Regions from separate parts of the Homo sapiens genome. Here region 1 is linked to region 2. The links are chromatin loops, found by intact Hi-C in ENCODE. Cell type or tissue: Caco-2. All regions are shown on one strand. Links, peaks and the distances in the headings refer to the core of each region. The heading gives the core; the rest is flanking DNA. Region 1 overlaps CTNND2 (catenin delta 2). Region 2 overlaps CTNND2 (catenin delta 2).

Region 1 (9,436 bases), core at 385-8,384, 340 kb before region 2:
CTGTAAGCAGGTAAATACTTCAGTGATTGCCTCCAACACTGACAGTGTCAGCTGAGGAAAACTCTAGATGGTAGATGGAGGAATGGAAATTTAAGTCACATATTTTAATCATAGACAATTTAAATTCAGATCCATATTTATAGTTTTGCTTTAGAATTGGATAAAGACCATTTGTGGTCTCAATATTTGGGACTTGCTAAAAGTAGGTACCTTGATGCATTTTGGAGGCACTTCTTAACTCGGATTCCTGAGTGTAACCCAAGTATTAACTCTATGGCCATAGAATGCCGACAGAAGAGCAGAAGAAACTTCCACTTTTATGGTTCCTGGGCATGCAATAAGACTCTCAAGAAATTAGATAGCCAAATCAGTGTGCCATTTCTCATCACCAGAATAGCAAGCTTCCTGGTCTGAGAACCCCAAGGGAAAGTCTAAACTCCATTTTCGCAATCACTTTTCTATTTTCCTGACTTTTCACTGAATTGTACTCACGGGTATAAATCTAACCTTTGATCTACGTGGACCTCATGAATAAGTACAAGTTCTACTTGTTTGGGATTTTAAGAACTAGCAAAAGCAAACAAACAAGCAAAAAAACCCAAATCCTTTGCCAGTCATGGATGTCATGTTTGAGAAGAAATGCTATATATGGCAAGAACTATTGCGGGCAACTTCAAAATTTCATACACAAAAGGAGTTACTTTTTCAAAACTCCAAAAATGGTCATTAAATATGTGTAAATGTATTTATAACTACAGAAAAGTTCTAGAAGACACAAGCTTCCAAAAACATCTATTAGAAATGAAATACCTGTTCAAGATGAAGTTTACTAGAATAGTTAACTTTCCTCCTTTAACCCTTATTATTAATTTTTTTTAGTTTTCCAGGAAATATTGCTATGTTATCATGAACTGCCTAAGTAGATTGTCCCATACATTTTTGATGTTGCTCTAGATGTGTTATGATTTGGATCTGTGTCCCCACTCATATCTCATGTGGAATTGTAATTTCCAAGTGTTGAAGGTGGGGCTTAGTAGGAGATGACTGGATCATGGGGGTGGTTTCAAATGCCTTAGCACCATCTCCCTGGTGCTGTCTTGTGATAGAGTTCTCTTGACATCTGATGAGATCTGATGGTTTAAAAGTGTGTGGCAGTTCCCTGCTTGCTCACTCTCTTTCTCCTGCTGCCATGTAAGGCATGCCTTGCTTCCCCTTCGCCTTCTGACGTAATTGTGAGTTTCCTGAGGCTCCCCAGCCATGCATATCTGTGAGTCCATTAATCATCTTTTTTTTAATAGATTACCCAGTCTCAGGTAGTTCTTGATAGCAGCGTGAGAATGCACTAATACAAGATGCTTACTTCCTTTTCATGTTTTCTGACCCAGCTGTTAATGAGTTTCACTATAATAAATATTAAAGTTTTATACTTACAGTTGTTTGTGAAATCTTTTGGTTAAGTCTCATATTTTTCATCAGTTTTCATGGAGAAGATATATTTTCCCAGCTCTTCATCTTCAATTCGTATATTAAGACTATAAGAAATAGACACTTCCTCCTTTCCCTCAACTTGTAAACCCTCTCATAGGAGGCTTAATGAAAAGAAAGGTGATAGGTGTTTCCTCTTATTTAAGGAGGCACAACACTATACCATTTAAATGTAATCAGATAAAGGATTTTAAAATGTGTATACAATATCAACCTTGATTACCTTTAGAATGGTTGACAAAACCATGGTGGTAAAGAATCGCTTAGTGGGATTACTGGGTAGGAGACCCCCCTGGAGTCCTGGCACACCTAGAAACTTACCTGATTCTGAGGAAGCTGGAATTTCTCCTCATCAGCACGTATCCCCCTTGGTTGTGGTGTAGAGGGATGGAGAATCTGATTTATCATTATTATACAAACCCAATAAGAACATGATGTGGTGGTTGTTAGCCATGGCTCCTAGAAGACAAACTTAAAACTATAAATGATTATAGATAGGTCTGTCTAGTGGTTAAGAACACAAACATGATTTTGGACAAATTATTTAACCTCTCTGAATCTGTTTCCTCATTTATAAAATGAGATAATAATAACTTGCCTCATTGGATGTACACAGAAACAATGATAACATTTTACTTTAAGGCTAAACTGCTTTTTGGATACAACAACAACAAAAATACAGCTATTTTTATCACATGAGAATATGGAAAAGGGTAATTTCAGTGATATAGGAAATGAGTTGTCCTCATTATCCAGTGGTGAGTTGACTTCTCAATAAAATACCAGCTCTACTTATCTTCATTGTTATTATTATATTTTCAAAGACTATTCCAAGCCAGGCTTCGTGGCTCATGCCCATAGTCTCAGTACGGAGCAGACGAATCACTTGAGCCCAGGTGTTTGAGATCAGCTTGGGCAACATGGCTAAATCCTTTTCTACAAATAATACAAAAATTAGCTGGGCATGGTGGACCACACCTGTAGTCCCATCTACTTGGAAGGCTACAGTGGGAGGATCACCTGAGTCTGAGAGGTTAAGGCTGCAGTAAGCAGTGATCACACCACTGCACACAAGCCTGGGTGACTGACACTCTGTTTCAAAAAAAAAAAAGAATATTCCCTAATTCGGACTGCTCATTGATGAATTAAGAAAAGCACATTATTGGCTAAGGCAAATTGTAAGCTTAGAGCAAGAAATAGAGAACATAACATAAATCTGTAGAGCTAAATGAGCCTTAAATTTTCATCCAGTCCATCAGATATGTCAGCAGCTTTGAAATACCAAGGAATCATCTCATTCCAGATTGACTGGGTAATAAAGGGAGCAAACTCAGTATTTAAGACCTTTACAAAGCTGTAAGCAAAGCCTGTGGACACCTAAACATTGATTTCAAATAATGCAATATCAGTTCTAGAACGAACTTAAGCTGTAACATACACGGAAGGGCCCCATTTTTAAGATACCAATGTATAGGCACTGTTCGGAAATAGAGGTATATTCAACAAGTCTTACAGAAAAGTCTTCAAAATTCTAGAAGAACAATGTGCTGTTTCTACAAATGATAAGTCACGGAGCCTGTTGTGATTCACATCGGTTTAATATACAGTGCTGCCATATCTGTGAGCAGCATCCTTTTATCGTCAGAGATTCCGCTGGACTTGTTTGGGTTCGCTGCCTGTCCTGCTCCACACAAACCAAACCTCACCATAGTACAAAGAACAAATGAGAGCTTGTTCTCAGGCAGTCAAGAAGAAATGGAACAAATATACTAGAATTCATGAAAGATTGATTGCCAAATATTTAAATACTGCTATCAGTTAAAAAAATGCCGATAAGCAAACAAAAAGCACAAAGAGAACACTAGAGTCCTAGACATAGGGGAATGCCAGTCATGTTCAGCCTGTTTGTCCACCTGTAACCCTCACCTCCAAGGCAGCACCTTTAACCACTACCCTCTACGCATCTGAACTTCCCAAGGCTGTAGGAAGTTAACTATTTAAAGGACAAAATGTTCCAGCCTAAATGTAAAGGATTTTTATAATACCAAAGGCAAATATATCCTACAGGGAATGGTTATACAAAAACATGTATATAGTTACGCTTTGATGTATTGAAATGTGATATATCTTCAAGAAATTACTCATTTGTTTTATTTCTCTTTGCAAATAAATATTTTTAAAGTAGTCTCTTTGGCTAGTGCCTTAGCCAAGCACATTGTGGGAAGAACTTAAAATGCTTAGTCATGTGCCTTTTTCTTATTGGTATTCCTTAGGTGCCTCAGCCAAGGGCAATGACATAATACCTAAGCCCAGCCAAAGAAACAGGGCCCACTCTGTCTTGACAGAGTATTATTCATGATCACCACTTTACATAAATGTTAAAGGATATCAAGTAAAGACATGAGCTAATTATGCAAAAAATTGAAACAAATGCCACTCTTAATGCTGGGTGATTAGGATGCAGTATTCTTAGTAGTCAAACAAGTCGAGTTATTTCTTAGAAGACAGTGCCTTAAATTTATGCCTGAGGTCTAGAAAAGGATAAAATATGATAGATGCTTTCCATCTGGTAATAAACAAAAAATACTCCCAGTTCTGCCATAAAGAGACTCCCAATTTGTTAATTGAAAATTTTGCATTCTGCAAAGTTGCGCTTGCGTGTGTGCATGTCTGTATGTGTCTTGGAGAAAGAGATTACTTTAAAAATGAGATCCTGCCTTTGTTATTATTGATATTATTTGGAAAGAATATATATTTATAGTAAAACTGGTGCATTGTGGCATTTTAGGAGGCAGTGGTGCTGATTCCATATAGCAGATGTGTTTCTTTACCTCTAATTAATTAATGTGTTTTAAAAAGTGTGTTCTAAGTTAATTTTCTGGCAATCGTTGTCGTTGTGTATTTGATAACTGGATGGAAATTGCTGTCTTCAAGCTTTTTAATCCCAAAAATGTAAAAGCATGTGAATTTCATGGATTGATAATTTACAACATCAGGTATGCCAATGGGTTTAAAGCTGAACTATTACCGAGATGGTCAACTATACATTCCATTTGAGAAACCCTGCTTTGAATACAGTGAAATTAATTTCATGCCAGGGTAGAGAGCTACTTCTGAAATGATTTTGTCTTCTTCATCTGTCATTGCATGAGCTTTAGTTTGAGGCACAGATTGAAGAAAGGCTTGTGAGGTCTCAAATAAGAGGTTTATACCCTGCCAGAATATATATTATTAATAGATTTAATATACCCTACACTGCTAGTACAGACTTCGAATTTACACTGGATTCAGGGATATTAGCTAGTGTGTGATAACATATACATCTAGTCTCTTAGTACCAATGGTTCTATTTTTGAGTCTGTCTGACACTTGGTTTCAAGAGTTTAGTGCAGCAGCAGGCAGCACTGGGGTTTCAGTTGCATCTGAGTACTTGTCACTACAAGGCCCCTAGGCAAAAGTCCAGCATTGTTTGTTTGACTTCCTTCCTCATCCTGTTTTCCCATTTTTTTCCTTACCACCTCCTGCAATCCATTTCAGCAGCGATAACTGCTGGATTACAGATAAAAGCTGAGCTGGCCCTAAAAATCTTACTCCTTGCAAGGATTTAATTGCAAAAGAATCTGTGTTGGAGCTTCCCCGTGTCCCTTGGAAGGCAGACGCAGTAATTTGGCTGTCAATTGTGTGTAATTTTATACCTTAGCGTCTGGAAGGATAATAAATAGAATTACACAGTTTTACACTGAAATGCTGATTATCAGAAAATAAGAAGCCAAAATTTCAGGAGTCATGTCTTTTAAAGTCTCTCCTAAATATCAAGTTTTGTTAGCATAAACATTTTAAATGTTAACTTTAACTTATTTGTAAATCACTACCAAGTCACCTATTTCATGTTAAAGCTTTTCTGTGTTAATGCTACTTATTCTTCCACCCCTCTGTCCATATAAGTAGATAAAAATTGCCAGGACATGGACATCATGAACATGTAGGTTTTGTTTGTGTGTGTATATTTGTTTGTTTTTTGTCCAAAAGATTGGATTATTTGTCCAAAGGGCCACAGCATAGTCAATTATTTTAAAGTTAATGATACCACAGCAAATAGTGATTCCTTTATACTTTAGTTCTACTTTTATTTTGTAAAAAGTAAAAATCCTTCATTTTCTTTAAAAAGGAAATTGGCAACAATATTGCTAGAAACCTTTGAAATTGATTTTTTAAAATCAAGAACATTTAGTAAGTAAATAATATTCCTGTTTTCATACATGCATGCCTGTTATAGCTTTCAAAAATCTAGGATTTAAAATAATTTAGAACCTTTTCAAAAGTAGAATATACATACAGAAAAATTTTGGTTTTTGCTATAATGGCAAAAACTGCAATTACTTTTGCACCAGCCTAATATATTCCAGCAAATGCAGCTTGCTCACTGTTATGTGTGTGAGACTCAGTCATAATAGTGTGCCTGGTTATACATGATTTATTTACTTTGCTGAATAGTATTTCACTGTGTACGTGTACTATACTATATTCATTCTAGTGACTGAGCATTTCTGTAGTGTTCAGTTGGGACTGACAGCATTATAGGAGATGTCTTCTGGTGTGCTTATGTGCACATTTTTTAGTTTGTGGCATTATCGAGTAGAATTGCTGAGAAACAGAGTATGTTTATCAAGAATTTTAGAAGAAATTCACAACTGTCACATTTATTTTAACATTTTATATTCCCACTTACAGTTTTATGAAAGTTCCAATAACACCCAATACTTGCCAATTTGGGCATTATCTGTCTCTCTGAATTTTAATCATTCTAATGAGTACTTAGTGGCACCCTATAGTGGTTAAAATTTTGTACCCTGGTGAGTAGTGAAGTTGATTGTCGTATTAGTCCATTTTCATACTGTTATGAAGAAATACTGGAGACTGGGTGATTTAAAAGGAAAAAAGGTGTAATGGACTCACAATTCCACATGGGTGGGGAGGCCTCACAATCATGATGGAAAGTGAAGGAGGAACAAAGACACGTCTTACATGGCAGAAGGCCAGAGAGCATATGCAGGGGAACTGCCCTTTATAAAACCAGCAGATCTCCTGAGACTTATTCACTATCATGAGAACAGCACGGGAAAAACCTGCCCCCATGATTCAGTTACCTCCCACCAGGTCCCTCCCATGACACCTGGGAATTACGGGAGCTACAATTCAAGATGAGATTTGGGTGGGGCACAGCCAAACTATATCAATCGTTTGCCAATTTATTTATTGGCCACATGGGTCATGTGGTTGTTTTCTTTTGTGCAGTGCTTGTTAAGTATTTTACCCTTTTTCTATTGGGTTGCCTATTAATGTCATATTACATTGCATTTCAGACTTAACACATATACAGAGAAAGACAGAATGAAAATATCTTCTCCCATTAGTGTACTTTCACTTTCCTGATGGGGTCTTTGGTAAACAGAATTTCTCAATTTTAATATGGCCCAATTTATAACTTTTTTTATATTCTGTTATGGTTAGCTCATTTTGTGTCCTGCTTAAGAAAGCCTTGGCTACTCCAAGGTCATGCATGTGCTGCATATAAGCATTTTCATTTAATCTTTCACATCTAGCCCTTCACTCCAGATGGAGTTGATTTTTTTTATTTTTTCGCAACTGGGGTCACGTTGCATTTTTTTTCAACAGGTGAAGGCACTATCTTTCCCTCTGCACTGCAGTGTCATGTTTCTTGTAAATCAGGTGTATGTGTGGCTTCATGTCTGGATTCTCTTCTGCTCCACTGTTCTTTTTGTCTCTCCTTATGTGGATACCACACAATCTTTATGACTGCAGTTTTCTAGTCCACCATGTTATCTGGTAGGCTGTCTTCCAGATTTATTCTCTTCCTTTAAGACTGCTTGCTCTTCTTAGCCCTGTGCATTTCGATATAAATTTTAGAATCCACTGTCCATTAAGTCAGGCCCCTTACCCCCCCAGAAAAGCATGCTGAGGTTTTGATTATAATTTTTAGGTAGATGTTTGGTTGTTGTTTTGATCAAATTGAGGGCTTTCCCCCACTATTTCTGGTCTGCAAAGATTTTTTTTTTTTACTTAAGAATACTGTTGAACTTTGTCAAGAGTAAACATTTTTGCATCTTTGGGATTTCCCTTAAACCACTGTTATGATTATCTCACAATGTTGATTTTATTGTACTTCTTTCCTGGAAACACTAAAATGAACCAAAAATACAAGAGGATTGCGAATAAAATTCCATTTACAATAATACTAGGAAATAAATCAGCACAAACTCATGAAGGAGATATGTGAGTTTACACGTATCTTCCCAGATATCATACATTATGCATATTTCATTTTAGAAAAAAGAAGAGGAAGGAAGGAAGGAAGGCAGGAGGAAGGGAGAAAGGAAGGAAGGCAGAAAGGAAGGAAGGAAGACAGGAAGGCAGGAAGGCAAGCAGGCAGGAAGGCAGGCAGGCAGGAAGGCAGACTGGAAGAAAGGCAGGAAGGCAGGCAGGCAGGAAGGCAGGCAGGCAGGAAGGCAGGCAGGCAGGAAGGCAGGAAGGCAGGAAGGCAGGAAAGAAGGAAGGAAGGAAGGTAGATAGGTTCCTGAGCCAGAATCCTCAACTGAAACACTGAGTTCTGAAGACATGAGGGGACACAGGAGAGATGAAGCTCTATGAAGGACAAGTCCCAATAGGAGAAAATAATGTCAGGGGTTGGGGGGTGGGTAGCATAAGAACTACATTTTCAGCTACCAGCTGCCTTCACTTTTTTTCATACTTAGAATTGCTCCCCTCCCCAATCTGTTACCAAGCAAAAGTCAGGCCAAGAAAAGGTTGCCATAATTCAAAAATAAGTAATAAACTGGAATGTTTAAAGATAGTGGGTTGACATTGTCCATAAAAAGTAAGAAACAAAGAAATCAGAAAGAGAATAAAGGAACACAAAAACACAAATACACAAAAGGCAGAGAAAGTATAACCACAGAAAAATAAAATTACCCCCAGGTGATGTAAGGGAAAGTTAACAATTTTTTTGTAACTTGAGTAAGTTTAAAATTATGAGCAAAAATGAAATCAAAGAAGAAATCATAGGACACAGGAGGCATGAAAGGAGTAACAATGAGCTGGCAAAGATTATTCAAAAAAAAGAAAAAAATAGCTATTGCTGAAATGAAACCATGTTAGAAGCATCAAGCAGACAAATAGTGCAGAAATAAACGGGACTGGTATGAAGAAATAAAGCAGAAGAGAGAAAAAAAGGCAATAGATGTAGAAGAGAGATAACTAGGAGCTAATGTATGGGTTGTTATTTTTACAATAGTTCTCACCTGGGAAAGTAATTTTCTTACAAGAGGGATATATCAATCTGGCTTTTTAATTCTATTCTGCAGTTTTCAGTGTCAGAGGTAACTGAATGATTTCTTCAGAATTGTGAGTGAGGAAAAGTGTGATCCCAAAGTTGTATAACCTTCTAAGTAGGGCATAATACCAGGGACACCTTCACAGAGAATGATGGTGAGTTGTGCTTCTGGAGGTACCACAAACATTCCATTCTAGGTGAAAAATGCCTCTGAGGGTTACATAATGGGGACATTTGTCTGCCTTGCAGGTAATGGAAAATCCTCTTAAACATGCATTAACAGGAAAGACAGGCACCCATGAACTTTCTTGCAAAATTGTTTTAAAGACAACATAGTGTCAATCAATACCTAAGTAAAGGTGAATAAAGCATCTAGGTCTAGACAAGCAATTGTATAAAAAGTGTTAAATGTGTCCCTATAAGAGACCACCTGAGCAGGCTTAGTGTGAGCAACAAGCCTGTTTATTCACTTGGGTGAAAGTGGGCTGAATCTGAGAAAGGTGTCAGCAAAGGGTGGTGGGATTATCATTAGTTTATAGGTTTGGGATAGGTGGTGGAGTTAGGAGCAGTTTTTTTGCGGGCAGGGAGTGGATGTTACAA
Region 2 (9,436 bases), core at 398-8,397:
CAGTCCTTTTTCCCTTCTTCTATTTACCACAAGGAAGTATTAAATCATACAATAGGCAGTAAATTTAAAGTCTCGTGTGTTGTAAAGACTTGAAACATAAACAAGTCAAGGGATATTTAGGAAAAAAACTCATAGATGACACAAACATAATAGAAGATGGAGGGAAAATGTTTTGAAATGCATCCCTAAACCTGTAGCTCTGGCATGACTCCAAAGACAAATTTTAAATTACAACAGCAACCCAAATCCTTGGTCCTATTCAGAGAAAGATGTTGGTCTGAACTGACAGTGTTTTGACCTAATGTAGTGCCTCTTACAGTTTATGTTCTGGGCTATCAAAATGTGCATAATATAGTATACACCACGGTTTCTCAGCCTCAGCACTACTGAGATTTTGGGCCAGATAATTCTTAGTTGGGAAGGGAGGCTGCCCTGCATTATAATTTGCAAGTCTAAAAGTAAGGGTGACACCTGTTTCTCCTAGCTCAGAAAAGTATTTTATACATTTCATACTTCTTGAAGTGTAAAAAACATTTCTAGACCGTCTTCCACTTTGTAATTTTGACATGCACTGTTGTATGGTGAATCTGAATGTTCTCAGAACCTAGGAAATGGGCATTTCCTCTGACCTAGTAGAAGAAAGCCTTCTTGGAGATGTTGCCTCTGACCACAGCCTGCACCTCTGATACCTATTCAAATGGAGTCAAAAACATTCCCTAAAGAGCACCAGAAAATTTGAGAGTTCCCAGTTCTATTGTGCAAGGTAGGAACCATGTTCTTTGCTCTACCTATGATTAAATTATTCTTTTGTGCCCAGACACATTCAGGTATCATATCCAGCTTCCTTTACCTGGATGTGTGGTTCCTGAGAACCACAGCCAGGATAGGGTGGGCTTTGCTTTATGCATTGAGCAGAGGGTATGTATTCAGGGAAACTTGAAGTGATGGGAGCTTCTTTTACCAACTTTGCACAAGTCATTTAAGATGTCTGAAAATCAGGCTCTGGGAAGAAAAGTGGATTGACTACTAATGTTTATTGAGCAACTAGTAAATCCCATCACTCTGCTAAACTGAGTGTGTTAAAATTGCAGTAAATTATGTAAATTTTAAAAATCCAATGTTTCAACTAACTAAATTTGATGACTAGAAGGTCATCATTTTCTAAATACCCGTTTGATGTAAAGCATTTTTTTAGTCATAATGGATTGTAATAAAAAATAACAAATAGTTTTGGGTCAAGGCAATAGATTACACCAAGTAAGTAAACATAAAAAATTAAATATACTGAGTGTACAGAAAGATAGGTGTTTTGTATCAGACCTTATTTAAAGAAAATATCTGTTTCAAATCAAACCAGTAGATTTTGATTGGCTTAGCAACTCCCTTTTGGGAGATTTAAGGCAGGAGAACACTAAGGTGAGCAGAATAATACAGATTAGGAAAAATATTTTATCCAGAAGGTTTTATTTATTGCATCAACAAATAGCATAACTCTTTATGGACATAGATATCTAGATGGTCTATTGTATTTTTACATCATCGTTATATTATTCTGTTTTCACACTGCTGATAAAGACATACCCAAGACTGGGTAATTTATAAAGAAAAAGAGGTTTAATGGACTCACAGTTCCATGTGGCTGGGGAGGCCTCACAATCATGGTGGAAGGTGAAAGGCATGTCTTACATGGCAGCAGGCAAGAGAGAATGAGAGCCAAGCAAAAGGGGAAAACTGCTACAAAATCATCAGATCTTGTGAGACTTATTCACTAGCATGAAAATAGTATGGGGGAAACAGCCCCATGATTCAATTATCTTCCACCAGATCCATCCCACAAACTTGGGAATTATGGGAGCTACAATTCAAGATAAGATTTGAGTGAGGACACAGCCAAACCATATCAATAGTCCTTAATTGAATAAATCACAGGTAACTCACAAAAGCCAGAGAAAGGCAGGACATGACAAATCTGGGAGGAATTTGAACAAATGGGGCCCAGTGAGAAGCCAAGTAAAATTTAGAGACAGATCATGAAAGAAAAGAAAAGGAGAGGTGTAAGAACTGGTTGAGAGCACTGATGATTTTTTTCTTCAGGTATGACCTTTTATTCTCTGTTCCATCTCCTGACCCTGGGCCCTGGAATAACCTCAGACTGAGGTTGCCTGAGATTATAAATGGAGAAAGCATAGCAGAGATATTTATTTGCAAACAGTTCATTGCTTTATAAAAGTCAGCAACATAAAATATCTCTGTGTGAGATACTGCTATTTTTAGATTACACAACTCTTGATTTAGAGGGGAGAAGGCAATCATAATTGAAAGAGCCATAAGAAACATGGTGTTAGTCCTACAGTAGATGAATTTTACTTTATCCTCATGAAATTACTGAGGAGTACACATTCATTTTGGTGCCCAACTTGCAGTGGCTTATAAAAATAGTAACAAAAAGTGTTTGATGAGAGAGTGAGCCACCTGGGTAAGACTGTGGGCTCTGAAGAGAGCCTGTGGTTAATTCTGCCTCCATCACCTGATCATCTCTGAGACTCCTAGCAAGTGGCTGAAGCTCTCTATACTGCAAATGTTACATCTATAAAATGGAATATTTATGGCACCACCCTGATGGGAATGTGATGAACATTAAGTGAGGAAGGCATAAGAGCAGTTCTTAGCAACACAGAACATGCTCCTTAAATGTGAGCTTACATTATGTTGACTTCTACTTGTAAGAAATGAACTTATGCCAGTGCTTATTGTAGAATATTGTTATGTACAGGAGATAATCTCTCTGATTATTGAATCTGTAGTTGTCTATAGACATAGAACTAAGGTATAATCTCCCCCCCACCCCAGTTTCTGATCACTGCAGTGCAGTGAAATCTAGAAAGAGCTGCTTGTTACACTGACCTGACAGCAGTTTTCACATCACTGAGTTTGTTTGCTTTCTCTGGCTGTCAAGTCTCTCATTGATTTCTCATTCTGCAGTCTAAGTCCATATCAGCCCAACAAAGGATCTGGGGAAAGGGCAACAAATGGGTGTGAAGGAGGTCCCTTAAGTTCACGTACAAGTTTGAAGACATTAAGAGCAATTTGATGCAGTGAAGAACAAGCTGAATATAATAAAGCATTTTCAGTAATGCTACTGCCACTAAAATGGTGTTTTTGTCATGAACATTGCAAGATCTCATTCTACTGTACTCTTGCTAATGTAAAAAAAGATAAAGCAATTCTAAATGCTGATGTTTTCCCCAAAATTTATAGTATTTTTAAATATATAAATAATTGTTAAGGAAAGCTGTGATTTAGGACTTTCAAAGTCATAAAACGATACATTTCAAAACATTTACATAAGCAAATTTTTAGAAATTGAGTGTAAGTCTATTTTCCCAAACTACAAGTTTTTATTTATTTTACTTAGCTACTGTGTCACTTAATTGAAATTCTGAAATTCTGAGTATAAACTTTTACAAGACGAACTTCCTATTCATATACACATAATTTGCCCTTCTCCCAATAATTGTTCATTTTGCTGAAGTTTTTCATTAATGGTTAGGTCACAGCTGTCGTGAGGACGATTCGTTTGCTCTGTTTCCAAACTATATGCCAAGGTGTCCCAGGGCAACATAGGAAATTCGAGGGATTCCGAGGGATATTTTAAATTTTCAAGATAAATACGGTATCTTGAAACCAGGTTGAAACATGAGCTCCCATTAGTTCAGTTTCAAAATCCAGCTGTGCCACATTCCTTTCAATGATGTCATCACTTTGCATACCAGGATTTTCAGAGGTTTCTGTGATATGAAGCAAGTGCTAGTGACAATCAGCATAGGAGAGGATGTGAAGATGGCATTGTCTGCTTCCAAGTTTTGAGAAGTTGTGCAGTGCCCCAAAGCACGGACATGTTAGGATGTAGATGATTCAAGCTGTTCAGACCTAAGAACTTACTAAATGGAACTGTCAGGCATTTATTTTGGCCTGGGGGGCACCCTGTGAAACATGAAGAGGTTTGTGAACCCATAAAGTTCAGGAAACTCAAGTTCTATAAAGTCAAGCAGCCGAAACACTCCGGCCAATAATTGTGTTCAGTCACTTCTCACAAATAAAAAATATTTGATTTATAAAAAATAAATCTGTACAACACTTAAATAATAAACCAACATTCTTAAAGACCCAAGTTCTTTTTTTTCCTAGTGGCTTCAGTTTGCTGCTATGGAAATAGACCTTTTAAAATGCTTAATAAAGAAACCATCGTTCTTAATTAGTGAAAAAGATCATAGATGCATTTATTATTTGCACGAACAAAACTATGTGTCTCTGCCACTTAGTCTTTATGGTGTAGTCAAACGTCTTCCATCTGCCCTGTGTACCCCTCTACCTCATTTTAAATTATAAAGGTCTATGGGCTGGGTGCGGTAGCTCACGCTTGTAATCCCAGCACTTTGGGAGGCTGAGGCAGAAGGATCACTTGAGCCTTGGAGTTGGAGACCAGCCTGAGCAACCTAGTGAGACCCTGTCTGTAGAAAAAATTTAAAAACTAGCTGAGTGTGTTGGTGCGTGCCTGTAGTACTAGCTACTTTGGAGGCTGAGACAGGAGGATCACTTGAGCTCAGGAATTCAAGGCTACAGTGAGCTACGATCCACCACCACACCCCAACCTAGGCAACAGAGCAAGACCCTGTCTCTAAAAAAAAAAAAAAATATATGTATATATATATATATATATATAGAGAGAGAGAGAGAGAGAGAGAGAGAGAGAGAGAGCACCCTTTAAATTCACCGCAAACTTTCAATTAATTTTCAAATTAATTACACACATTCTACTTAGAGTTGAGCAGACACAGAAGTAAGAAAAAGGCTAGTCTAAGACTTTATCAATGGGTAGAAATGAAAGGTAATTGGGTACCATTATATTGAAATCAACGTTATTTTTTATTATTGTTGCACTTGAAAACAAAACTTGCTTATGTATTCAGTTGTACAGATACAGAATCATCCAAGACAATGACCTATAGTTGGGCCTTTCAACAGCCTTTTCACCCATGGTCCACTGTTGGTTATTTTATTCAAACTGAAGGGTGAAAATATTCTCCACATTTTATATTTAAAGAAATGCAGACTCTGGAAATGGAGGTAAGTTAAAAGTTTTATAGCAAAGTACTCTGAAATATGATCAAAGAAAATCCCTATGGAATTGCTTTGCTTTTAATGTCTAGTAATGAGAAATAATTATGAATGGACACTTGGACACTGCAGCCCTTTATATCCTCATATTAAGAATATGCCCAAATATTCATATGTTCTTTAGGATTTCTTTAAGGACAAAGTGAAGCAATACACATAGATGAGTGTGTTTTGGTTTTTTTTTTTGACATGGACACTAATGACTGTAGATCTAATTAAATGGCTTTAGATTTTTGGTTTTTTTTTTGTTTGTTTTTGTACTATTCTAGCGGCTAAATAACCACACTCAAAAGCTTTCCTCCCATTCCTAATGTATTTCAGGTTAAAACAATCTAATGTAATCCATGAAGTCATTCCTCAAAAATTATACTGAAGTGTCAAATATGAATACGAATGGTAAATATGAATAGAAAATATGATGGTCCCTAAACCACAAAAATGACCACACAACTCACAGTAGCCTGGCTGATATGAATGACTGCTCATTCTTGGCCAATCACAGGTTGAACATTACTCTGTTTTTTCTCCTTCTAGATAAGATTATTCAAGCCCCCTGACCATGAAATTTCCCCTACATCCTCGTAGCACCCAATCCAGAACAAAGCCTTGCTCCTTTGAATCTTCCCAAGACACACAAAACAAGTCAAATTTTGTCAGTCTATTCAACGCCCTCTTACTGATATGTCCCATGGTTTCCCATGGTGTGAGTCCTTTCTTATTACGAGCAATAAGCCCAACTTGGTTCAAACACAGGTGTGATCCTGATGCCCTCGGTTGGATGGCAGTGACATTGCTAGCAGCTTGTTTCTGAAGTACACTCTTCCTGAATGCCACACCACATGGCCTATCAGGAAATGAACCCATAAAACAAGAACAAGGAGTACGCTCTTCCTTCTTAGATAACAGGCTTTTTCTGGTAGATAATTCTGCTCCCACTGTGTTGCCCACTACAATCTGAGGGCAGGAACCAGTGTTTGGTACTAGAGGCTGACAGCTTTGGAGAGCACAGCGACCAAATGTTAGGCCAAATTAGACCACATTTTGTTAGATTCTATTAAGATTTTCTTTAGAGGAAGTATCTCTGCTCAATATTATCTGAGATAAATTAAGTTGGCATTCTTCGAAGAACTAAGATAAGGTGATGATGATGAAAACCAAAAATGGATATTGTTAAATCATGTTCTAGCCAAGACTAGACTCCGGTAAACCGTCAGCCCCAAAGTATGTGTTCATGGTTCACATTGTAAAGACACTGTGACAGGTACTTCAGGACACGTTCTCACTTCCAGAAACACAGAGCTTAGTGTGGAATCTCAAGAGATGGTGTTCTTGTTATTAGAATGCATCTACCTGTATCATTGTGGCTTCTATCAGAAGTTAAGTTTTCATAAAGAGATTCATCAAGTGCACCATTTATATTTTTCTCAGGGACAATTGTCAAGTGGTATGGTTACCTAATTTATAAGAAAGTGTGCTCTAGTCTATGGTTTATACACAATGTATTTTAAGTCTATGTATCAAGTTTCCTGTAACATGTATATTATATGTGTATATATGCATTATATGTGTGCATAAGTACAAACACACACATACTATATGTATTATACATATATAATATCTACACACTATATATTATACACACAGATCTGCACATATACATACACATGTGCCCACATGCACATATATATATATATATGTATGTATAATAAAACATTTTGAGGGTGACCAAGGCCTTTGTGGTTTTCTCAAATTCTTAATCTAATCCTGAGGCAAAATTCTGATCTTACCCTGATATCAACAAAGTAAAAAACACTGCTCAAATGTTCTTAAATCTCCTGATCCGAGTATTTTGGGCATCAAATCCCTTCCCTCTTATTTACACTCCAGGTTCACAGCTCCAGGTGATTTTCTAAGAAACATCACGGGCTGTTAATTTTAAAATAGATACATAGTGGTGAACATAAACATTTTCTATAAAGTCATCATGCTTTACAAGGTAAAGTTTATGGACACTAATTTGTATTTTTTCCCTTGGGCTGTTACCACCAGACAGAACCTGTTAGAATTTCCAGGGCAACTAAATTCTTACATGTTTGAGGTTATTTTTTCCATTTTGTAGCATATTTTTATTGAAAAAGTCTAGTTGCATTAATGAATGAATAAATGCTGTTTTAAAGTTAATTGGATATTGCATAGGTATTATGACATAATTGATGATATCCATTGTAATCTAATGGTCTTTGAGAATATTTATGTCTTCTAAAGGACCTAAATATTCTATATAGAAGCAGAAATTTGTTAATATTTAAGCTACATGTAATTAAATTTGATAACTATTAGCATAAATTGGGGCTAATCATTTTACATCATTCCTCACCCCTAACTTCTAATAAATTGAATTCAGAGAAGAAGCCCATTGCTTGACTAAGATTAATGTAAGGCACTTAGTGTCCATAATAGTTCAGAAATAGCCAATTTTCTCATCATTTTACTGTTTTCTCTCTTCACTTTACCAGCCAGGAGAAAACTTGCTAGTTGAAATTGTTCCTTCTAATTGTGAAACAAGAGATCCCAGTCCCCACAGTCCCCACAAGGTGGCCTTCCTTGACTAACCTGCGTAGTGGGCCCAGGCCCCCAGTGATATGGGTGGGAGGCGTGGAGTAGGCTTTGCATAGGGTCTCACAGAGGGCCTCTTTCTTTTCTCACACTCAAATGCACCCCTCCAGGAATTCCTGCAGGCTCTACCTTCAAAGGGCATCCAGACTGCCCGTGCTTCTCAACACCCTCTGTCCCTGCTGGGGCTGAGCCACCATCTGCCCCCAACTGCTCTCAGCTCCTGCCCCACCCCTCAGAATCTGTTCTTAACCTAGCATCCAGCGGGGGCCTTTTCCAGAACTCAGCATCATCCAGGTGTAATTGATACCCAAGAAATGCAAGATTTTAGGCCTGCAGTTTATGAGAGTCAATAGATGCACACATCCAGGCAGCCACCGTCAAAGGGATCTTTTAAGAATGTGAGTCAGATCCCAGCGTTCCAGTGGCTTCCCTATGTCTTGGAGCAGAAGCCAGAGGCCTGCGATGTCGGACACATCAGGGCCCCCTGTTGGTCTCCCAGTAGGGCCCGGGACTCACTTCTCTTCACCCCGTGACCTTCTTACCTCTTGTCTGACATGCCAGGCACACTCCTGCCTCAGAGGCTTGTTACTTCCGTTTTCCTGTTCTGGAATGTTCCCTCCACTCAGCTCCGGTGTCACCTTCTCGGAGCAGTCTCCCCTGGCCTCTGTATTTATAATAACCACCCCCCACCCCCCCACCCACCTACAGACACACAGACTGTCGTGTCCCTGTCTCTACTTGGCTTTACTTTCCCATCCAACTTGTATGAGTTTCCTGGTGGTGGCCATAGCAAAGCACCACCAACTGGGTGGCCCAAAACAACAGAAATTGATTCTGCCAGACCAAAATCATGGTGTGAGCAGTGTAGCGTCTCTCCAGAGGTGCTGAGGGAGAGTCCTGCCCCTCTTCTCGCTTCTGGTGGTGCCCGGAATCCTCGGTGTCCCTGGGCTTGTGGCTGCATCACTCCAGCCCCTGCCTTCCTCTTCACATTGCCTCTCTCTGTGTCTGTGTCTTCCTTTGTCTCTTATGAGGGCACTCTCTTTTGACTCAGGGGCCACCCCAATCCAGTCTGATCTCATTTCCATCCTTACCTCAATTACATCTGCAAAGATCCTATTTCCAAATAAGGTCACGTTCTAAGGTTCCAGGAGGACATGAATTCTGGGAGACACTCTTCAACCCACTACACATGTATCACTATCTGACAAATAGTACATTCTGCTCTTTTAATAATTTTAATGACCAGTGACCAATCGAAAGTCAGCTCCCCAAGAATAGGAACCTTTGCTCCATTCAACACTGTATTCCATTGGACAAACACGCAGTGGCCATTAAACATTGTTTGGAGGAGTGAGAGGGTTCCTGACTGAATCCTTAGACAAAGCAGGCAGGCAGCCTGCAGGAACATGGCAAGAGGTGAAAGCTACTGGGCCCTACTGAAATAAGCCGAAGCTCAGGGAAATTGCATTTCCAACTCTTAGATGAACGAGAGGTGGTCAGAAAGTCAGAGTAAATCAATGGAAGAGTCGGCCTCATAATCAAAAGTCACATCGAAGACTCTCCAAATTGGAATCAGAGGTGGTGCTTCTTGGCCTCTCTCACCTTCTTGCCCTAATGGGGTGGTCTCTTTCCAGGCTTAAAA

The links. A loop is a pair of places that touch in the nucleus more often than their neighbours do. Peaks named below come from ENCODE experiments on the same cell type or tissue, not always from the same donor. Only the 100,000 strongest peaks of a DNase experiment are listed, where the experiment ranks them.
Region 1: it touches region 2 in a loop (2.8-fold over the local background); 2 of 110 quality-filtered maps call a loop at or near these places.

The regions. Positions count from the first base shown.
Region 1 is chr5:11,590,744-11,600,179 of GRCh38, reverse strand. All of the region lies in intron 2 of CTNND2 (catenin delta 2), which reads left to right. Among named protein-coding and RNA genes, the nearest start is that of CTNND2, 310 kb to the left of the region's middle. In Caco-2, for the core only: no CTCF peak of the experiment used is centred there; a DNase peak (open chromatin) is centred at 3,399.
Region 2 is chr5:11,245,779-11,255,214 of GRCh38, reverse strand. All of the region lies in intron 9 of CTNND2 (catenin delta 2), which reads left to right. Among named protein-coding and RNA genes, the nearest start is that of CTD-2154B17.1, 460 kb to the right of the region's middle. In Caco-2, for the core only: a CTCF peak has its summit at 7,791; a DNase peak (open chromatin) is centred at 3,734.